Regions from separate parts of the Homo sapiens genome. Here region 1 is linked to region 2. A link is a loop called in an ENCODE intact Hi-C map of the cell type or tissue named here. Cell type or tissue: B cell. All regions are shown on one strand. Each heading gives the region's core, and the rest is flanking DNA. Links, peaks and the distances in the headings are about the cores only. Region 1 has its middle 51 kb from the start of RNF182. Region 2 has its middle 50 kb from the start of CD83.

Region 1 (8,167 bases), core at 1,038-6,037, 190 kb after region 2:
AGCATCTGGGCAAGAAGCATGAAACCTTCAGCCTGACTCCAGAATTCTGGCTCTAATAGTGAAGGAAGTTGCCTGAAATAATTATTTTTTTCTTTTTTTGTAGAGATTTTCTCTTTCAATCTTTCTCTGTCCTTAAATTTTACGTGTCTCTAAAAATAGCATATCATTGTATTTTTTTAATCCAGTTTGAACACTGTTTAACTGAAGAGGTTCATTTACCTTTACAGTGATTTCTGATATATTTAAATTACTTCCAACATCTTATATGAGTAGGGTAAACAAAAAGTACCAAATAAGATTTAAATTAATACACTTATTAAATATTTATATACACACACATCTGTGTATGCTTATGTGTATATTTTCTTCCTTTTTTTTTCCTCCTGGGGATTAATTAAGGTTTTTTGCCAATTTATTTTTTCCCTTGGACTGATTTGAAAACAAACATTCTGCAGCCACATGCTTTATAATATTTCAGTCAATGAAAGACTGCATATAAGACAGTGATCCCATAAGATTATAATAGAGGTGAAAAATTCCCATTGCCTAGTAACTTCGTAGCCAATGTCAGAGCACAATTTTTCATATAAACTTAATGTAGCCTAAGTATGCAACATTTATAAAGTCTATAGTAGTGTACAGTGATGTCCTAGGCCTTCACATTCACTCACCACCCACTCACTGACTCATACAGAACAACTTCCACTCCTGCAAGCTCCATTCATGACAAGTGCCTGATATAGTGTGGATGTTTGTCCCCTCCCAATCTCATGGTGAAATGTAATCCCCAGTGTTCAAGGTGGGGACTGGTGGGAGATGTTTGGGTCATGGGGTCAGATCCTTCATGAATGGGTTGGTGCTATTCTCATGATAATGAGTGAGTTCTCACTCTGAGTTCACACAAGATCTGGTGATTTAAAAGAGTGTGGTACCTCCCTGCTTTCTCTCTCTCTCTCTCTCACCATGCAATATGCCAGCTCCCCATTGGCCTTCCACCATGATTTCTGAAGCTCTCACCAGAAACTAAGCAAATGCCAGTGCCATGCTTCCTGGATAGCCCGAAGAACTGTGAGCCAATTAAACCTCTTTTCTTTATAAATTGCCCAGCTCAGGTATTCCTTTAAAGCAATGTAAACAAACTAACACATGCCCTATTAGAGGTGTACCATTTTTTATCTTTTATACTATATTTTTACTGTACCTTTTCTATGTTTAGATATCTTGGCTTTTTTTTTCTTTTTTTTTATATGAAGCCTCGCTCTGTCGCCCAGGCTGGAGTGCAGTGGTGCGATCTGTAACTTCAGCTTCCCGGGTTCAATCATTTCTCCTGCCTCAGCCTCCTAAGTAGCTGGGATAACAGGTGTCCACTACCACACCTGGCTAATTTTTGTATTTTTAGTAGAGACAGGGTTTCACTATGTTAGCCAGGCTGGTCTTGAACTCTTGAACTCAGGCAATCCGCCTCCCTTGGCCTCCCGAAGTATATATCTTGGCTCTTTCTTCTGAAGTTGTTGTCCATCTTCTTGAGGTATATCTTTTAGAAATTCCTTAGTGACAATCTGTTGATGATAAACTCAGCTTTTATTTATCAGAATAATCTATATTTCGGGTTTGTTATTGAAAAAGTTTTGCTGGATATACAATTCTACATTGATGTTATTTTCCTTCAGCACTTTAAAAATATTGTTTCCTTCTTTTCTGGTTTCTATTTTTGCTCTTGATACCTTTACTGACAGTATAATTTGTTCTTATTTGTGTACTACATTTTTAACATTTTTTGTCTTCGATGGTTTGCAATTGTATTACCATATGTCTAATTGCAGGTTTTCTTTAACATTGCCAGAAATTTGTCTTTTCAATGAGCCACCTTTTAACTTTGTTGATACTCACTATTGTTTCTTCATTTTCTGTTTCATTACTTCTCTATTATTTCCTTTCTAAATGTTCAGCTTCTCCTTATAAGGCTAAAAATTTCTCATGAAATACCTCTTTGGTTATATACTTAAATGTTGATATGTAGTATTACCATTCTATTTTTAATATTTTTGAATTTTCATTATGCTTTCTCCTTTTAATTCACTGGGTATTTAGAATTTTATTTAATTTCCGAACACACAGAATTGTTATCTTTTCCTGTTGATCTTTACCTTAATTGCACTCTAGTCAAAATAGGTGATCTCTGAAATTTGTTGAGATGAGTTTTATGGGTCATTCATGGTCAATTTTTGTGTATGTTCCAGGTGTACTGGTAAAAAATACATATATCTTCCAACTTTTGGATGCAAGGTTTTATAATATATTATAGTATTATTAGTTCTAGTAGTAGTATTGAAATCACCCATGTCCTTATTGATTTACAATCTTTCGATCTTCAATAATTGAGAAAAGTCTGATATAGTTTGGAGACTTGTCCCCGCCCAAATCTTTTTTTTTTTTTTTTGAGCCAGAGTCTCACCCTGTCGCTCAGGCTGGAGTGCAGTGCAGTGGCCCAATCTCAGCTTACTGCAACCTCTGCCTCCTTGGTTCAAGCGATTCTTCTGCCTCAGCCTCCTGAGTAGCTGGGACTACAGAGGTGTGTCACAACTCCCAGCTAGTATTTGTACTTTTAGTAGAGACGGGGTTTCACCATGTTGGCCAGGCTGGTCTCGAACACCTGACCTGATGATCCACCCGAATCAGACCCCCAAAGTGCTAGGATTATAGGCGTCAGCCACCGCGCCCGTCCCCCACCCCCCCACCCAAATCTTATGTTGATTTTCATCCCCAGTGTTGGAAGTGGGGCCTGGTGGGAGGTATTTGGATCATGGGGATGGATCCCTCATGAATGGCTTGGGCCATCCCCTTGGTGATCAATGAGCTCTCATGCTGAGTTCACTCGGGACCTGGTCCTTTGAAAGTGTGTGGCACCTTCCTCCTGCTCTCCCTCTCTTGCCTCTGCATTTGCCATGTGAGATGCCTGCCCGGCTTCAACTTCTACCATGACTGTGAATTTCCTGAGGCTCCACAGAAGCTGAGCAGATGCCACTATGCTTCCTGTAAAGCAGGGGTGTCCAATCTTTGGGCTTTCATAGGCCACATTGGAAGAAGAATTGTCTTGGGCCACGCATGCAATACACTAACACTGACGATAGCTGATGAGCTTTAAAAAAAATTGCAAAAAAGTCTCATAATGTTTTAAGGAAGTTTATGAATTTGTGTTGGGCCACATTCAAAGCTGTCCTGGGCCACATGAGGCCTATACGCCACAGGTTGGACAAGCTTGCTGTACGGCCTGCAGAACTGTGAGCCAATTAAACCTCTTTTCTATATAAATTACCCAGTCTCCGGTGTTTATTTACAGCAATGCAAGAATGATCTAATATAGTGCGTTTAAAATATTTACGAGAGTGGATTTGTCTATTTTTCCTAATAGTTCTGTCCATTTTCCTTGGTATACCACAAAGCTCTGTTATTAAGTGCACGCAAGTATTCTCTCTTCCTGCTAAATATGTTTTATTATTATGAAGTGGCCCTCTGTACTACGGCTAGTAGTGTTCTGTCCTAACATTGGGATTTTCTGTGTTAAGCTACAGCACGGTGCTCGTGTTAGTCCTAAAATCCAGCCTGTAGACACAGTGAAGGGCACACCTATAAGAAGACTTCCGTTTGTGTGACGGAGGATTACACAATAGTTGTCAGACGGTGGTCCCTGAACCAATTCTATTTCAGGATTCTCGGGATTCAGGATTCTCAGCTCAATCAGAACAAATACGTAGCAGTTTTCCTCTTCTTATTGGTAATTTTAATGACTCTTACTTTGTGGAACTCTCCCCCTGGGTGCCCTAGGAGCAGCCCGGGAGGAAAACCGAAAGCTAATCTGTTGTAGATGCAGGCCCTTCAGGTAATTTGAGCCCAGCTGAGGGGTTGTCGTTTCACCCAGCCGTGCAAATGGTGCAAATGTGTCCTGTTGAGTCGCCCTGGCTTCCGTCACTGTCCAGGTGGAAGCCCCTCCCCGGAGCAGCGCGGGCCGCAGGCCACCCCCTCGTGCCCTCGCCTTCGCCTCACCGGCGCCACCTGTTCTTCCTCCCTTTCCTGCGGGTCCCAGCCGCTGGTGCCCTCTGGTGGCGGCCCTGCTGGCCTTGTCGTGTGACATGCGGGGGGCGTCGTGAGTCTACTGGCTTTTGCGTCGCGTCCTCGGGAGGGGTAGGACCCCCTCAGGCAGTGAGGCCACCTCCGCCCCCTCCCTCCCTGCGAACGGGTGGAGCTGCTGCTTCGCTCTGCAGAGCCACGCCCCTTGTCCGTGGCTGAGACCCTGACCCAGGTGCAGGAGTTCTCCACAGAAACCAGAGGCGATCTCACTCCCGCCCTGCCCTCCGACGTCCCTCTGCCTCCCGCCAAGTCCCTGCCCATCACCCTGCGAGTACCGGGCAGCTTGGCGAAGAGCCAGCAGGACCGCAGGCCAGGCTCTGCCCGGCCCGAGGGATCCTACTGGGACTTCGTGGGAGGGACGGGTGGAAATTCCCAGATTCACAGGAAAGGCACAGGGAAGGCAGAGTTGCCACTTCATTAACTCTGTTCTGCAAAAGAAAACTCACCTGCTCTCTCTCCGGTTAGCTTGCTTCCTCTCTTCTCCCCTCCCCGCCCTCTAATCTCTCTCTCACACGCACACACACACACACACACCGGAAAAGAGGGAAAACCAGTTTTCCTCTTTTTCTCAACTGTCTCACCTGCACAAGGCCACTGTATTAGTTTGCTAGGGCCACCGGAACAGTCAACACACTGAGGGGCTTAAACAACAAAAATTGATTCTCTCACAGTTCTAGAGACTGAAAATCCAAGATCAAAGTGTTGGCAGGGTTGGTTTCTCCCAAGACCTCCCTTCCGTGGCTTGTAGATGGCCACTTTCTTGCTATGTCCTCATGGTCTTTTCTCTGTGCCCCAGGACCCCTGGTTTCTCCATTAGACATCACATATTGGATTAAGGCCCACCCTAGTGGCCTCATTTTACCTCAGTCACCTCTGTAAAGACCTTATCTCCAAATATGGTGACATTCTGAGATACAGGGGTTGGGTCTTCAACATATAAACCTGGGTGGGTGGTAAGGGGAACACAGTTCAGCCCATGAGAGTCACCCTGTTGCCTAACCACTGGTGATGGGGAAGGAGTGGTGTAGGATCAGAAGAGGAAGTTTAATGTCTGAGGTTGTTGCCGGAATAAACACATCACATTCCCCTGTTACCCATATTTAAGCCCTCTCCTTCACAAATACTGGTGTGACACTCCCGCTTAACTGCCTCACCTGGATGACAATAAACTTGTTCCCAATTGTTGAGCACTTGAAAAACAAAATGTGGGGGTCATGGGGAAATGAACCTTTCCCGTACAGTAGAAATTGCTTCCTTGTGTGCAAAGAGATTGAACCAGAAGTATAGACAGGAGGTTAAAAAGTCCCTGGAATCACCCTCAGCAGAAGCAAAGAAAAAAAAAAATGAAAGCCAAAGCCAATGCTGCTGGAGCTGCCTGAAACCCCAAGACCACACCTTGAATATGCTGTTGAGAGGTGACAGCGTACTGGCAGTCCTCACAGCCCTCACTCGCTCTCGGCACCTCCTCTGCCTGGGCTCCCACTTTGGCGGCACTTGAGTAAGCCCTTCAGCCCACCACTGCACCCTGGGAGTCCCTTTCTGGGCTGGCAAAGGCCGGAGCCGGCTCCTTCAGCTTGCAGGGAGGTGTGGAGGGAGAGGAGCGAGCGGGAACCGGGGCTGCGCGCGGCGCTTGCGGGCCAGCTAGAGTTCCGCGTGGGCGTGGGCTTGGCGGGCCCCGCACTGGGAGCAGCCGGCCAGCCCTGCCAGCCCCAGGAAATGAGGAGCTTAGCACCCAGGCCAGCGGCTGCAGAGGATGTACTGGGTCCCCCAGCAGTGCCAGCCCACCGGCGCTGCTCTTGATTTCTCACTGGGCCTTAGCTGCCTTCCGGCAGGGCAGGGCTCGGGACTTGCAGCCCGCCATGCCTGAGCCTCCCACCCTCTCCGTGGGCTCCTGTGCCGCCCAAGCCTCCCCGACGAGCGCCGCCCCCTGCTCCACAGCGCCCAGTCCCATCAACCACCCAAGGGCTGAGAGGCGCGGGACTAGCAGGCAGCTCCACCTGCAGCCCCGGTACAAGATTCACTGAGTGAAGCCAGCTAGGCTCCTGAGTCTGGTGGGGTCGTGGAGAACCTTTATGTATAGCTCAGGGATTGTAAATACACCAATCAGCACCCTGTATCTAGCTCAGGGTTTGTGAATGCACCAATGGACACTCTCTATCTAGCTACTCTGGTGGGACCTTGGAGAACCTTTATGTCTAGCTCAGGGATTGTAAATACACCAATCAGCACTCTGTATCTAGCTCAAGGTTTGTAAACACACCAATCAGCACCCTGTGTCTAGCTCAGGGTTTGTGAATGCACCAATCGACAGTCTGTATCTAGCTGCTTTAGTGGGGCCTTGGAGAACCTTTATGTCTAGCTCAGGGATTGTAAATACACCAATCGGCACTCTGTAGCTCAAAGTTTGTAAACACACCAATCACCACCCTGTGTCTAGCTCAGGGTTTGTGAATGCACCAATTGACACTGTATCTAGTTACTCTGCTGGGGCCTTGGAGAACCTTTGTGTGGACACTCTGTATCTAGTTAATCTAGTGGGGAGTGGAGAACCTTTGTGTCTAGCTCAGGGATTGTAAACGCACCAATCAGTGCCCTGTCAAAACAGACCACTTGGCTCTACCAATCAGCAGTATGTGGATGGGGCCAGATAAGAGAATAAAAGCAAGTTGCCCGAGCCAGCAGTGGCAACCCGCTCTGGTCCCCTTCTGCACTGTGGAAGCTTTGTTCTTTCACTCTGCAATAAATCTTGTTACTACTCACTCTTTAGGTTCACGCTGCTTTTATAAGCTGTAACACTCACCTGGAAGGTCTACAACTTCACTCCTGAAGCCAGCAAGACTGCAAGCCCACCTGGAGGAATGAACAATTCCAGACGCACCGATTTAAGGGCTGTAGCACTCAGCGCGAAGGTCTGCAGCTTCGCTCCTGAGCCAGTGAGACCACAAACCCACCAGAAGGAAGAAATTCCAAACACATCCGAACATCAGAAAGAACAAACTCCTACACGCGCCACCTGAAGAACTGTAACACTCACCGCGAGGGTCTGCGGCTTCATTCTAGAAGTCAGTGAGACCAAGAACCCACCAATTCTGGACACACTGTCACACTGGACATTTTTTTTTTGCTACCGTAAGGCTCTGAGAAGCATTAATGAGAATTACAGATGCATTTGTTCCAAGGAAACTTTTCACTGAAGTATAACTCATAGCAAGCTTAACTGCTCACCCCCCCACTCCCCAGACACCCTCCAGAGTATCTAGATCTTCACTACTTTTGACTTCTTGCAAAACTACTGGAGCAAAACCAAGATAGACAGCTTTTATTCATGTATCTCACAGCACCATAACTGAAGATGTTTTGGTTCCCATTTATCCTGAGTGAACCTATTTAAAACACAGTAAATGACTGCAGTGAGCCTATTTTGTGTGATCCCAATGAACTTCCGCACAGCAATGCATTTTCTAGCTCAGTGTATCTTGTGTCTTGTTCTGTAACCACTGCCAAGAGCTACTGGCTTTCTTTACCCAGAGGCTCTCCGGGACAACTGATTCCAAGCAATTGGAATCCTCACATCCGGTACCAGTTGAAGGAAAAAGTGTTTCACATCCATTAGAATGGCTAGTCAGAAAACCAGAAAATAATAAGTATCAGGAAACATGGAGAAATTTGGACTCTTATGCACAGTGCGTGGGAATGCAAACCGGAGTAGCTGCTATGGAAAACAGAAGGACAGTTTCTCAATATATTAAGAGTAGAATTATCATAAGATCTAGCAATTCCACGACTGGGTATACATCCAAAAGAACTGAAGGCTGGGTCTCAAAGAGATTATTTGTATACCCATTTTCATAGCTATATTATTCACAACGACTAAAAGGTAGAAGCCAACCCAAGTGCCCATCAATAAATGAATGGATAAACAAAATTTGGTGCGTGTGTGTGTGTGTGTATATATATGTATATGTATATATATATATATGGAATGTTATTCAGCTTTAAGAAGGAAGGAAATTCTGATACATACCACAATACAAATGAA
Region 2 (8,167 bases), core at 1,962-6,961:
GCTAAATTTTTGTATTTTTTTGTACAGATGGGGTTTTACCATGTTGCCCAGGCTGGCTTTGAACTCCTGAGCTCAAGCAAACTGCCCACCTTGGCCTCCCAAGGTGCTGCGATTGCAGGTATGAGCCACCACGCCGAGCAACAACTAACTTTTTTATAACTCCAAATGCATTCCATAACTGCCCTTCTCTGGCTTCTTCTGTCCCCCATCTGCTTCCCTTGTGATAAGTCTTCACTTCCTTCCTGCTCCCACCTCATTAAAGCAGGCCTGGCTTTTGGAAAGGTGATGGAGGCGGACAGTTTTCTGAATGTGCCTGCAGCCAGGAGCCCACCTTCCTCCCCAGCATAGTCATCATCCTCCCTCCCCACCCCCAGCACATAAGCATGCCTGTTGCAGAAGTGCCACATTGTGGACATCTGACCACAGTGAACATCAGGTGTACATGCACTAGAGGCCTTCCGTGAGCCTAAGCTCTCATATGTTGAAAAGGTACCAATGACACTATTAACTTGGAGGCAGGAGAAGCATCTAAATGAAGTGATATGGGGCATTTTTCTTTTTTATTAGAAAGTTTAATTAGAACATCTCCCTGAGTGTTTTAATTTCAGGATGGACTCAAAGAAATGGCTTTAAAATAGTCCCTCTAGAATTGGTCAATGGTTTTCCTTAACAAGGTTGAAAAGATATTTTGAGACATCTTTTACTAGTTTAGATACTGAAAATGTTCAAGAAAAAATGCTTCTAGTTTGGAAAGATGTTTCTATTGAGATTTGACACCCTCCCAACTATTTCTACCTCTCCCCTTTTGAATTTTAACTTTTACTCTACTTATGAAAGGATTCATTTGGCCTTGAACACTAGAAATTAACTGTTTCCCTAAGGAACACAAATCTGTGGATTTCCTAATATATCCAGGAAGATAACAACAACAAAAAAAAGCAGAGCTCGCTATTGGAGTCAGAGGTCTCTGGCCAGGAGGCTGACGCAACCTGCTAACATTCTTTTTCACCCTTTCACCCAAGGCCATGCAGTGAGAAAAGGACACTGGATTTAGGATAGACCTTACAATTGATCCATGTCCTCCATTCCAGAAATGGCTGGGGGAAGATGAATATTGCGGCCAGGGGCGGCTTGTGTGACAATTCCTGCCCACACAATCACAGTTGTCTCTCTCAGCACCCTGTCAGGGCTATTTAATACAGTCCATTGCAGCATGCTCCAAAACTCCTTGTATCCCGCTGACTACAAACCAATAAGTTTGCTGAATTCTCTAAGGCAGAGGTTCATAAACTAAGGCCCACGGACAGAATATCAGTTTTTAGTCAGGGTTCTCTAGAGGTACAGAACTCATATATATATATATATATATATATATATATATATATACACACACACACACACACACACACACATATATATGTATATATATGTGTATATATATATATACGTATATATGTGTATATATATATATATATATATGAGTTTATTAAGTGTTAACTCACACAATCACAAGGTCCCACAATAGGCCGAGTTCCAAAACTGAAGAACTTGGAGTCCGATGTTCGAGGGCAGGAAGCAACCAGCAAGGGAGAAAGATGTAGGCTGGGAGGCTAGGCCAGCCTCTCTTTTCACGTTTTTCTGCCTGCTTATATTCTAATTGAGCTGGCAGCTGATTAGATTGTGCCGCCACAGATTACGGGTGGGTCTACCTTTCCCAGCCCACTGACTCAAATGTTAGCAACGCCCTCACAGACACACCCAGGATACTTTGTATCTTTGTATCTTTGAGGAAAAGAGGGAGAGTCTGTTTTGTGATCTTTCTTGTGCTTGGACCTCACTGGAGAAGTCTACGGGAGATACTCTGTATCCTTCAATCCAATCACGTTGACACTGAGTATTAACTGTCACAATCAGGGTCTGCGAATATGGGTGAGAGAAAATTACATACTTATTTTTACTAACTTCCTACTGAAATTTAGCATTTCCTCAATTATGTACATAAGCAACAAATCACAATAGCATACCAAGTTCCTGAGACTTTGTCACTACAGGAAATTGTCAATATTTTCATGTTCTCTTTCCTTGTGGCAGATACCTCAAAATACCAGCTATGCTCATCACCCCTTCACAAGTATGGTGGTTATTAGGTCTGAAAGTTTGTGTCCCCCCTTTCCAAAGTCATATGTTGAAGTACTAACGCCCAATGTGAAGGTATTTAGGAGGTGGGAACTTTGGGAGGTGATTAGGTTTAGATGGCATCAGGAGGTTGGAGTCCCTATGATGGAATTGGTGCTCTTATAAGAAGAGGAGGAGATACCAGACCTCTCTCTCCCCGTCCTCTCTCTCTCCCCACTCCTCTCTCTCTCTCTCCCTGCCATGTGGAGATCCAGGGAGAAGGTGGCACTGTGAAGCCAGACAGAGGGCCCTCACCAAAACCCAAATCTGCCAGTGTTACCAGGGGTCTTTGTTCTTAGAGCTCCCAAGATGCGGGGGGGCCGCTCCCAAGATGGCAGCAAGCCTCTTATTCTCTGACCTGGGGTTCTTGGCCTCACGGATTCCAAGGAATGGAAGCTTGGGCCATGCGGTGAGTGTTATAGCCCTATTAGAAGCTGTGGGTCACGGAAGAGAACCGTGGAACCCAGCGACTAGTGTTCAGCTCCATTAGGAGGAACCCGGGCACTTAGCCGTGCAGGAACAATGGCAAACTTTTAGCCCAATCAGGAGTGGCAACAGGCGCCTCCTTGGATCAGGAGCACAGCGGACACCCTGCCAGATCCGGAGGGATGGAAGTCAGCGGCGGGTCTGCGGCAGTGGCCAACAGCAGTGGTGGACAGTGAGCGAAAGCTCAGCTCGAGCCGTAACAAACACGGTCCAGAAGAGTGCAGTTGCAAGATTTAATAGAGTGAAAACAGAGCTCCCATACAAAGGGAGGGGACCCAAAGCGGGTTGCCGTTGCCAGCTCCAATGCCTGGGTTTATATCTTGATCACTGTCCCCCCACCTCCGTGCTCAGGCGATAGATGATTGGCTATTTCTTTACCTCCTGTTTTTGTCTAACTAGCATTTTAGTGAGCTCTCTTTACTACCTGATTGGTCAGGTGTGAGCTAAGTTGCAAGCCCTGTGTTTAAAGGTGGATGCGGTCACCTTCCCAGCTAGGCTTAGGGATTCTTAGTCAGCCTAGGAAATCCAGCTAGTCCTGTCTCTCACCAGCATCGTAATCTTGGACTTCTAGCCTCTAGATCTATAAGAAATCATTGTCTGTTGCTTAAGCCGCCCAGTCTGTGGGCAGCTTGTTTGTTATAGTAGCCAAGATGACTAAGACACATAATATCACATATTTTTAAAGAATGTGGTTACTTCGCTTGCCCATAATTGGTTTCCTTTACAATCCCATGTATTTCCTTTTATGCATTTGAAACCATTATTTTAAGAATAGGTCTATAGACTTCTCCAGTGACGTCCAAGCACAAGAAAGATCACAAAACAGACTCTCCTTCCTTTCCTCCATCTGGGCCACATCTTCACTTAACAAGAACAGCTTCCTTACACCTCCCAGATTGAGGAATGGTGGGTGAGAACACGGTATAATAAAGCTTGTTTTATGGTCTCTGCCCTTGTAGATCAGGGTCTCCACTCACAGACTTTGCCCTCTAACCTCAGCCACTATCTGACAAGCATCTGCTGGTTGGCGGAGAGGATGTGCACAGATGGGTGTATACCCAACGCTGCTCCCAGGAATGAATCCCAAAGCCACCAGATCTTACCAAGGGTGACCTTCACACAGAACAGCACATGGACACACCCCCCCCCAGGACTGTGGGTGGAGCAGTTGGAAGGCCACCACTAATTGTGGAGTTATGTTAAGGCTTACGCTGATTCTGTGTTATGATTTCATTTTGGAATAAAAAACCAGAGCCCTGTATTCCATCTTGCCAGAACTGCTTGCTAGTGATTTGAACTCAAGAAATCTGGTACAGGCAGGGTGTGGTGGCTCACGCCTGTAATCCCAGCACTTTGGGAGGCCAAGGCAAGTGGATCACCTGAGGTCAGGAGTTCAAGACCAGCCTGGCCAACACGGCGAAACCCTGTCTCTACTAAAAATACAAACGATTAGCCTGGCATGGTGGCGGGCGCCTGTCATCCCAGCTACTTGGGAGGCTGAGGCAGGAGAATCGCTTGAACCTGGGAAGCAGAGGTTGCAGTGAGCTGAGATCACACCACTGCATTCCAGCCTGGGAGACAGAGCAAGACTCTGTCTCAAAAAAAGAAAAAAAAAAAGAAATCCGTTACAGCTTTGAGCTTCAGTTTCCTCATCTTTCAAATGATGGCTACAACTGCAAAGGTTTATTTTTCAAAACATGTTCTCTCCCTGTCTCTCTCTCTCAAATTCCTTCTTCCTTATTTTGACAGCTACTACATTTGAGCTTTTTAATTTGAATATTATTGGATGGTAACCCACTTACAGAGATAGGAAGTTGGACGTCTTGAAGAAAGGAATTTCATCTTAAAGTCCATTATATTTTTAATCTAAACTGCTTGGACTAAAACAGCTTGCTTTAGGACAGGGCTGGGCGTGACTTTTTATTTTGCTTTGTTCTCAGTTTTGCTTTATCTAGAATCTGTGTTTCAATATATCAGCTCTAGGTGGCAGTAATGTACCATGAAGATGTGTGCTTTACCAGGTAGCAGGCTGCCAAGTTTCAAGTCTTGAGGCTTGAGGTGGAAGAGAACCTTAAGGAAAATTTTAATGGGATTACTGGGTGCCAGCGCTATCTAGACACTCTGTGAGCAGGTCAACTCACGACTGTTGTCCCCTGTGACTACCTTGGAGGAAGGAAGGAAAGCTACAGGCTCATGAATACATTACATGAAGGATGCAATGAAATATTTTATGGTATAGGGATTTTTCCAAACCTGTGCTCTACATATACTCTGTCTCTGTCTCTCTCTGTCTCTCTCTCTCTCTCTCTCTCACACACACACACACACACACACACACACACACACACACATTGAGATAAGAGAAGCTACTTCTTCAAAACAAGGTTTGTTTATATAATCAACTCATGACCCCTCTCCTCTTCTTTTTTCCTTTCCTAACTCTAAAAAAAAAATAATTTTACTATCCATTTGTCTCTAAGGTGAATGAGCTAAGACACAGTAGTAATGTATAGTACTACAGTAGTCACATATAGTAAGCATATGTGTATATACTGAAGAACGTGAGCCTGAGGGGAGAGCACATTTGAGGGACAGTGTATTGTTCATTATTCATTCCTTTGGATTTCTTTTTTGTTTTGTTTCCGTTTGTTTTGTTTTTTTTCTTTTTTGAGGCTGAGTCTCACTGTATTGCCCAGGCTGGAGTGCAGTGGTGCAATCTTGGCTCACTGCAACCTCCACCTCCCAGGTTCAAGCTATTCTCCTGCCTCAGCCTCCCGAGTAGCTGGGATTACAGGCACGCACCACCATGCCTGGCTAACTTTTGTATTTTTAGTAGAGAAGGGGTTTTACCATTTTGGCCAGGCTGGTCTCGAACTCCCGACCTCAAGTGATCCACCCGCCAAGACCTGCCAAAGTGCTGGGATTACTGGTGTGAGCCACCGCACCCGGCCTTGTCTGGATTTCTTTACAAGAGTTTACGTAGCCATTTCCTCATCTGTAAAATGAGACTAATAGTTCCACCTTCGTATGGTTGTGATGAGGATTAAAGTGGTCCACAGATATACAGGTGATGAGCTGCCTGATGCATACACAGGAAGCTGCATGTGGACGCTAGCTGTGACTACTGTCACTATTACCCAAGGCTCTTTGCTTTTTCAAGTTTTTGTTTAAAGTTTTTTGGAGAGACGAGGTCTCACTATGTTGCCCAGGCTAGTCTCTAACTCCTGAGCTCAAGTGAACCTCCTGCCTCAGCCTCCCCAAAGCCCTTTGCTTTTTATCTGAAGGAGTAGAGAGGCGATCTGGGCACAGCCACCTAGGGAGAAATGAAAAGGAATACAGAGAAACACACCACACATACCCACCCCCCCCCACACACACAAATACACACACACACAGACAGAGATACACACACACACACAGAGACAGACATAGATACATACACACAGGGACACAGAAACACACAGATATACACACAGAGGGACACAGAGACAGACACAGATACACACACACAGGGACACACATGCATGCACACACACAGCCTGTACAGAATATAGGGAGATGTGAAACCCCATCCATAAGGCTGCTAAAGGCAGCTAAAAGGGGGAAGATGAAAGTGTAAAGGAGGTGTGGTAAGGTCTTGGCTAATTTACCTTGTTAGGATGGATGAATAGTAAAACTGGTTTTTTAGGGTTAAGAAAGATAAAGGGAGAGAGATGATCATGAGCTGATCATAGGAAAAAACTCTGTTTTGGGAAAGCAACTTCTCTTTTTTCAGTATCTGGGGTTCTTGGGATATGTGTAGTAGTGCATGACAGCACAGCCGAACACACTGAGAGTGGCCTTTCTTTATAGGAACGGAGGCACTGTCCCACGCTGCGACTCTGTCGTGAGTGAAGATGGGTGGTGTGGAATCAGAACAGATTTGCTCTGCCAGAGACCCTTGTGTAGTCCTCCAGTATTCCTTTGGGGTCATGTGTTGATTTATGTCTCTGACTTTGAGACAAATACATGAAAATCCAAACTTAAAAATCAAAAGTGAGTGAGAGACTCTTCAAGTAGGAAGAAAATTCTACACTTTACAAAATAATTCACTACTGTACTCCCTTAAATCACTGATGGAGGATATGATTACATTTCCGTAACACCTCACAGAACTGTAGTAAGGGGCCATTGTATCCAAGATCTTTTCTTTCAAGTGGATTCCTTAGAAAGCAAAAAGGTTTACAAAAAGAATTATTCCCATGAAGATTAGTCAGTTGATATGATCCATGCAGATACTGTCTCGGAAGCAAATGTTCATGTAGCTGGTAAATTTCTGACATGATGGGAAAGGTTTCTGGGTGTCCTTCAATTATCTTCTCTCTTCTCTTCCCATTCTTTATTTATTTATTTATTTTTGAGAATGAGTATTCCTCTGTCATCCAGGCTGGAGTGCAGTGGCATGATCTTGGTTCACTGCAACTTCTGCTTCCTGGGTTCAAGCAATTCTCCTGCCTTAGCCTCCCCAGTAGCTGGGATTACAGGCATGTGCCACCACACTCGGCTAATTTTGTATTTTTAATAGAGACAGGGTTTCACCATGTTGGCCAGGCTGCTCTTGAACTCCTGACATCAGGTGATCCTCCTGCCTCAGCCTCCCAAAGTGCTGGGATTACAGGCGTGAGCCACCATGCCCAGCCCCCCATTATTTATTATTATTATTATTATTATTAATTTTGTGAAAATTTTTACCCCTGTGACTAGGGGAAGACAGAATTTTAACCCCTATATTCCAGCAGATGTGGCTTTCCAAAAGCAATGGTGAGGTTGAATGAGGAAAGAAAGGATGAAAGCTTTCCACTCTCAGGAGGCTGCATGCTTTGAGCTTCCTAAGAAGTACTAAAGGTAGATATCACGGCTCAAGCTTCCAGACTGCTTCACAATTGCAAATAAAGATCTGAAAACTTGTTCTTTTACACTTCTTGGGAACGTTTTTAATTAAATCAGTGGTCAAATTTGCAAATATTCTCCATCGGAAACTTTTGTTTGGCAGGAGCTGCAAACTGTGATGTCAGCCTCTGATTTGAAAACCTGGCCCTTCCAAGAGAATAATAGAAGTTATAAAGAAAAAAGAAATGTGTCTGTGCCAAACCAACAAAAAAGAATAAAAGTTTATAAGATTCTAAATTGAATTTGCTTTTGTCATTTCCCCAAAAGATGTTAGGAAGAATACCAACTTGCTTTAGAGGTTAACCAATTAATTAATGTGGAAAGCTGAAAATATATTATCTCAAGATTGCTGTGTAGTTTATTAGCTGAGAAATATGTTTATTTTTTGCTTTCTAGATACTGTGGAGGAAAGACTGTGCCTTCTTCTTATTTTCTATTGCTTATTTTGAGACCCCATTGCCCAGGCTAGAGTGCAGTGATGATCATAGCTCACTGCAGCCTCAAACTCAGAGGTTTAAATGATCTTCCCACTTCAGGCTCCCAAGTAGCTGGGACTACAGGTGCACACCACCACACC

What was found. Peaks named below come from ENCODE experiments on the same cell type or tissue, not always from the same donor. Only the 100,000 strongest peaks of a DNase experiment are listed, where the experiment ranks them.
Region 1: a loop joins it to region 2, with 23 times the contacts of the local background. A loop is called at or near these places in 6 of 110 quality-filtered maps.

Annotation. Positions count from the first base shown.
Region 1 is chr6:13,869,857-13,878,023 of GRCh38, reverse strand. No RefSeq gene overlaps it. Among named protein-coding and RNA genes, the nearest start is that of RNF182, 51 kb to the left of the region's middle. RefSeq lists a silencer at 3,953-4,092 and an enhancer at 5,206-5,788. In B cell, for the core only: CTCF peaks have their summits at 3,889 and 4,091 (motif pointing left); a DNase peak (open chromatin) is centred at 4,083; H3K4me3 peaks cover 1,173 bases; H3K27me3 peaks cover 420 bases.
Region 2 is chr6:14,063,474-14,071,640 of GRCh38, reverse strand. No RefSeq gene overlaps it. Among named protein-coding and RNA genes, the nearest start is that of CD83, 50 kb to the left of the region's middle. RefSeq lists a silencer at 1,976-2,077. In B cell, for the core only: CTCF peaks have their summits at 4,449 and 4,649 (motif pointing right); a DNase peak (open chromatin) is centred at 4,640.